Regions from separate parts of the Homo sapiens genome. Here region 2 is linked to region 1. Evidence: chromatin loops called from intact Hi-C (ENCODE). Cell type or tissue: natural killer cell. All regions are shown on one strand. Links, peaks and the distances in the headings refer to the core of each region. The heading gives the core; the rest is flanking DNA.

Region 1 (2,915 bases), core at 306-2,805:
TCATTGTAGAACACTTTGAAAAATACAGAAAAATATTAGGAAGAAAAATAAAACTCTCACTATCCTGCAATAACCACTTTTAACGTTCTGCTGAATATCCAAGCTTTTTTTTTTTTTTTTTCTTTTGAGATGAGTCTGGCTTTGTTACTCAGGCTGGAGTGCAGTGGCGAGATCTGGGCTCATTGCAACCTCTACCTCCTGGGATCAAGCCATTCTCCTGCCTCAGCCGCCTGAGTAGCCGGGATTATAGGCGTGTGCCACCACCCCCAGCTAATTTTTGTTTTTTCAGTAGAGACAGGGTTTCACCACATTGGCCAGGCTGGTCTCAAACTCCCGACATCAGGTGATCCACCCACCTCAGCCTCCTAAAGGGCTGGGATTGCAGGTGTAAGCCACCACGCCTGGCCTATCCTAGCCTTTTTTTTCTATACATATATAGTCATACTGTATACTGTATTGTTTGGTGTCCTTTTTTTGCTTAACACTTTATGAATTTTCTGTCATAAAATATTCTATAACATTATGCAGCTATCTGATTTACCATAACTGTTTGCATTCTCTCACCTTATACCTGGCTTTCTAATTTCCCCTATTCCCCTATTTTAATAACAGAGGAAATAATAATACATGAGTATGTTATACAAAATTTTAATGTACTTCTGATCACTTTTTTAAGAATGAAGTTTTAAAATACTGAAACACTTTTTGACTCACAGAGTTCATAGGCAAAATGTGAGAAAAATCATCACTTTGCTCTCCATCCTTCCTTACACCCTGAAATTAACCTTAGGGACAGCTAGTTCATTTAACATCATCAATCTTGTTCTCCAGTTCCAGGTCCTGGAATCTAGCTCTTAGTGTCCGAAAGAAACTTACTTTTGTGTAAGCACACCTATTATATACTAGGCACTTTACCTAATTTATCTGGTTTAAACTTCACATGCCCGAGAGAGATACTATCATTGTCTTCATTTCACAGATAAGAAGGTTGATGAGACATTAACTGTCTCAGTCACATTCAGGGTAGGGATTCAAACTCACATCCAATGCCTCCTCAACCTCTTTTACGTGCAGCACTATCCTCTAGCCCCACTGCCCGTATATAGGCCTGGGCTATATCACCATTGTCCGCCCTTGAGCCTGGAAGGAAAATGAGCTGAGGGGTTTTGTTTTTTCAGAAAGGAACAGGATATTTCATCATCTCTATGTTTACGTTTTTCAGAGAATTTCTGTGCGAGGAAACAAATCCATTGTCAGCTTTTTAAAATATATCCCTTTGGAGTAGCCACTTAACATCCTCTGAGGCCCAGATGGGCTAGCTTGCCGGGACCAAAGGAAATCTTTGGGTCTGGAAGGCGACAAGAGATCACAGGCTTTCTAGGTCTACCGCGCACCCCGATGACGTCACGCGGCGACGTTCTCTGACGTCAGAGTTTCCTGCCCACCATCTTTGTCCCTGGCAAAGTGGGTTTTGCGCAGTGGCTTAGACCTAGAAAAGAATCGTGACGGGCAGGAAACCATTACACCACCACCTGGGCTGTGCTCTCCGGCTCCCGCCGCCACCCCCGCCCTCGCCTTCGCCTCCGCCTCCGGTGAGTTCAGGGCGGTTGCCTTTAGGGTGTGTCCCTAATTGACGGGGTCGGGGACGGAGAGAAGGGTAACACCAGGCTGGGTCGGAGACCGGCGGAGGCGAGGAAATCCTAAGAGCGTGACCGTTGATGATGCAGGGAACCGTCGGGTGTGACCATTGAGAGGGAAAAGGTTGGAGAAAGGGTCTCTACCATGATGCCTGTGGTGCGGTGAGGGAATCCTCGGGTGTGGCAGCAGGTAGTTGGGGGCAGGAGGGGAAGATGTGTTTCGGAATTGAGGGTTTAGGGGGACCAGAGGCCAGGGGTGTGGCTGATAGAGCCTGGAGGCCGTGGGGGGAACCGTCTTTCTTCCCCGCTCGGCGTCGTTCACTGAGAGGCTGAGACGTGTCCAGCAAGCCAAAGGGAAAAGGGATTCCCTCAAAGGTTTGCTCATTGATGGGCGAACGTCGTCTCTCGGGTAACTTGAGGGTAAGAGACAACCTCTTCCCTGCTCCGTAATGGAGGAGCATATCGCTAGAATCTTGACCACCTGGGGAAAGAAGAGGCATTCCTTACTCTTGGAGGAAGGAAAGAGTAACCTCCAGAATTGACCCGATGTAAGAGAGGGGGAAGCAAATGGGGGCAAATCTTAACCCAGCATCTTTTTTTTTTTTTTCTTTTTCTGGGCTCTGCAGTAATGGTCTGGTTTGGGAAAGGCTGTAGATTAAGCTGAAAGTAAAGAAACTGGAACGTCCTGTTATTTCCTTATCATTTGAATCCAAATCATTTGTTCATGCTGCTTGTTTTCAAGAGTAGTCTTCTATTGGAGGGGTGGGGTGGGGGGGGACAGGCCTTTATTGAACTCACGCGGATGCTTCATTAAACTTTTGACTTTTATTTTATTTTATTTTTGTATTTTTAGTGACAGGGTCTTACTGTGTAGCCCAGTCTGGTCTCGAACTCCTGGGCCCAAGCGATCCTCCCGCTTCGGCCTCCTAAAGTTTTGTGATTACAGGCGTGAGCCAGCGCGCCCAGCCAAACTTGACTTTTGAGAAGAAAAAATGTTTTGAAAACTGCCAAAGACTTATCATAACCATTGTGGTTTAAAAGAAAGTAAATGCATTAAGCTTAGAAAGGCAGAATGACTAAGAAAGAAGGTGGTCTCAATGAGAATCAATTTAAATGATTAGTTACCTTCCTTGTATACTTCAATTGCTTAGCCTCAGGGTACACTTACAAAGTAGTAATAGAAAGCAGCAGATGAAGGAGGTGCAGCTCTATAAGAAAACGTGTTAAGACATTCCAGTGATGACTAAGCGTGCTGGTAAGGTGAGAACTGTTTGCAGT
Region 2 (2,915 bases), core at 120-2,619, 65 kb before region 1:
TCGGGAGGTTGAGGCAGGAGAATTTGCTTGAACCCAGGAGGCAGCAGTTGCAGTGAGCCGAGATCATACCACTGCACTCCAGCCTGGGCGACAGAGCAAAACTCGGTCTCAAAAAAAAAAAAGTTGTCTCTACTAAAAAGTGACCATGGGACACTACACACAATAAGCATGTTTACTCTCCATGCACATGCACAACCCCCTCTCAGGAGTATTCATATCTCCTCCTATAACCTGCTGAATATATATACTGCCCAAGCCATTCAGCACAAATCCCTGTTCCATCCTCCCTTCTCTCAAAGTGCTGCCTTTCTGTCTAAGCTTCCCCCCAATCAGGATGGCCAGCCTGCAAGTTGTAACACTTTATAATAAATAAAATATCTTTTCTAAACTTATAAATTGTGTGATTTTTAAGTTGACAACCTATAACTCCAGCCTAACTATGAGAAAAACATCAGACAAACCCAAAAGGGACATTCTACAAAGTGCCTGAACAGGGCTTCTCAAAACTATCCAGGTCTTCAAAAATAAAGTCTGAAAAATTATCACAGATCCAAGGAAGCTAAGGAGACATAACTACTAAATGTCATATGGCATCCTGGATGGGATCCTGGAACAGACAAGCAGAGTAGGAGAAAACTGGGAAATCCAGATAAATTGCGGAGTTTAGTTCACAGCAATGTACTATGGTTGTGAAAAGTGAACCACAGTAATGTGGTAATGAAAGAGGGAACTGAGTGAAGGGTACACAGGAACTTTCTGTACTATCTTTGCAACTTTTCTGTAAGTCTATGAATATTTTAAAATAAAAAGTTAACTTAAATTTTAAAAGCATTTTGTTTTATTTTACCATGGCTGGGTGGATTTTCAGATCTTTAATAGAGTAAGTCCCAGCTAGCTAAAGCCAGATTGCAGAGATAGGCAGGCACCATCAAAACCCAATTGAGCCTGGCACAGTGGCTCATGCCTACAATTCCAGCAATTGGGGAGGCTGAGGCAGGAGGATCACTTCAGCCCAGGAGTTCAGGGATATGGTGAACTATGATCACTCCAGCTTGAGCTACATAATTGTTTTTACAAAAATATTTTTAAATTATCCAGGCATGATGGCAGGCAACTGGGTCCTAGCTACTCAGGAAGCTGAGGTGAGAGGATTGCTTGAGCTCAGGAAGTTGAGGCTACAGTGAGTCATGATGGTGCCACTGTACTCCAGCCTGGGTGACAGAGCAAGACTCTGTCTCAAGAAAATGAAAAATGACCCGAGTCGGTTTTCTTTAGCTAAAAAAGGTAGAAAATGGACACAGGAAAGGGAACATCACACACACCGGGGCCTGTTGTGGGGTGAGGGGAGAGGGAGGGATAGCATTAGGAGATATACCTAATGTTAAATGACGAGTTGATGGGTGCAGCACACCAGCATGGCACATGTATACATATGTAACAAACCTGCACGTTGTGCACATGTACCCTACAACTTAAAGTATAATAAAAAAAAGGTAGAAAAAATTACCCCATTGTGCTCTCCTAAACACAGTTTGTTGTCACAGATAATTTTACCACTTAATTTTCAAGGGACAAGGTGACTTAGCAGAGAAAATTAAACCCAGATTAAATAATACTTAGAGACATAAGGTCCAACTGCTTACCTGATGAAATTCCTCAGAAACTGACTTTCACAAATGTAGAGAATTCTGTGTGCCTCACAGTGAAACACATTCCTGATCTTCTCCATGATCTTCATGGCCATGATGGTCTTTCCTAAGCCAGGTAAGCCATGGACAAACAATTCTCTGTTCTTGTGGAAGCTTCTGGAGAATATCTCATACTGCTGGGCTGTGAGCAGATTTAAAACCTCATAGCTGCACAGGTCACTCAAGAGAGACCTGAAGCCGAGCAAGACAATCACGAGGGACTGCAGCAGGGCTTCCAATGTGCTGGGTGCCTGCAAAACTATAGGACGCAGGGTAATCCATCGGAGACACTGCAGCCTCCAAAGCCTCTGCGCTGCTCTCAGGACTCAGGCAGAGGACCTTGGCCCTGACACACACCTCCCCAGTGTAGCCCCCCATGTTCACCAGCTTCTGCTTCAAAGTAAGGGCAGTGCAAGTGCAGTAGTCCTGGCCCTGCCAGGGCTGTTCTATGCTATCAGCAGAGCATCACAGATGACTCCTGGCTTCTCCTGCAAATTCAGGTCCACAGCCTAGCTTCTAGAGAGGATCACAATTCCCCAGGAGAAAGGTTGGGTTTGCTTATTTATTAACTCCTCTAATCCTTCATTCTGTGAGGACAGCTCCTTCCAGAGGGATTCCAGAGTACATCGCAAATATCCTGGTAGCACTAGATGTGAAAAGAATGAGAAATTAGGGGAAGGAGAAGAATCATACTGATTATGACAATTAGTTATAATTAACTGATTAATATATTTGATTATTAATTACAGATATTTCAAATATTCTTCTATAAACATTATATTACAATTATAAAGGAAAAGAAGCTTTGAAATATCTGGTAAATCTCATCTAAACCCATGTGTTTATTATGCCTTTGACCTAACCTCTCTGAGACTTTGCTCTCTCATTTGTAAAACAAAACTAAGAATAGCACATTTCCTATGGAGAGGAATAAATGAAGTAACATAAAGAGTCTGGCTCATTGCAGCTGCTTGAAAAAGATGAGTCCTATTCCCCATCCCACTCTCAAAGTGCATGAATCTCAAAATGTCCCTGAACAGTCCCCACTAATGGGGGTAGCAGGAGCCTTCCCAGGAAGAAGGTACTCATTAGCACAATATTTGCGGAGAAGAGGAAGTTACGTAAAAGCTTTTATTGGCAGTTAATTTTCTTCAGTCCTCAACTAGGAGACCCTTGAAGCTATCTCTCCTGAAGCAGAATTGTTGCATCACATACAGATCAATCTGA

What was found. Hi-C counts contacts between places; a loop is a spot of excess contacts. Peaks named below come from ENCODE experiments on the same cell type or tissue, not always from the same donor. Only the 100,000 strongest peaks of a DNase experiment are listed, where the experiment ranks them.
Region 2: a loop joins it to region 1, with 4 times the contacts of the local background. A loop is called at or near these places in 5 of 110 quality-filtered maps.

Annotation. Positions count from the first base shown.
Region 1 is chr17:35,585,837-35,588,751 of GRCh38, forward strand. AP2B1 (adaptor related protein complex 2 subunit beta 1) reads left to right here and starts at 1,486. Exons shown (of 22, transcript NM_001030006.2): 1 at 1,486-1,592. RefSeq lists enhancers at 1,293-1,462, 1,432-2,631, 1,893-2,002 and a silencer at 1,543-1,662. In natural killer cell, for the core only: no CTCF peak of the experiment used is centred there; a DNase peak (open chromatin) is centred at 1,475; H3K4me3 peaks cover 1,508 bases; H3K27ac peaks cover 1,831 bases.
Region 2 is chr17:35,520,636-35,523,550 of GRCh38, forward strand. It overlaps SLFN12L (schlafen family member 12 like), which reads right to left. Exons shown (of 5, transcript NM_001363830.2): 2 at 1,644-2,334. The coding sequence starts at 1,729. Among named protein-coding and RNA genes, the nearest start is that of SLFN12L, 16 kb to the right of the region's middle. In natural killer cell, for the core only: no CTCF peak of the experiment used is centred there; a DNase peak (open chromatin) is centred at 1,166; H3K4me3 peaks cover 381 bases; H3K27ac peaks cover 2,277 bases.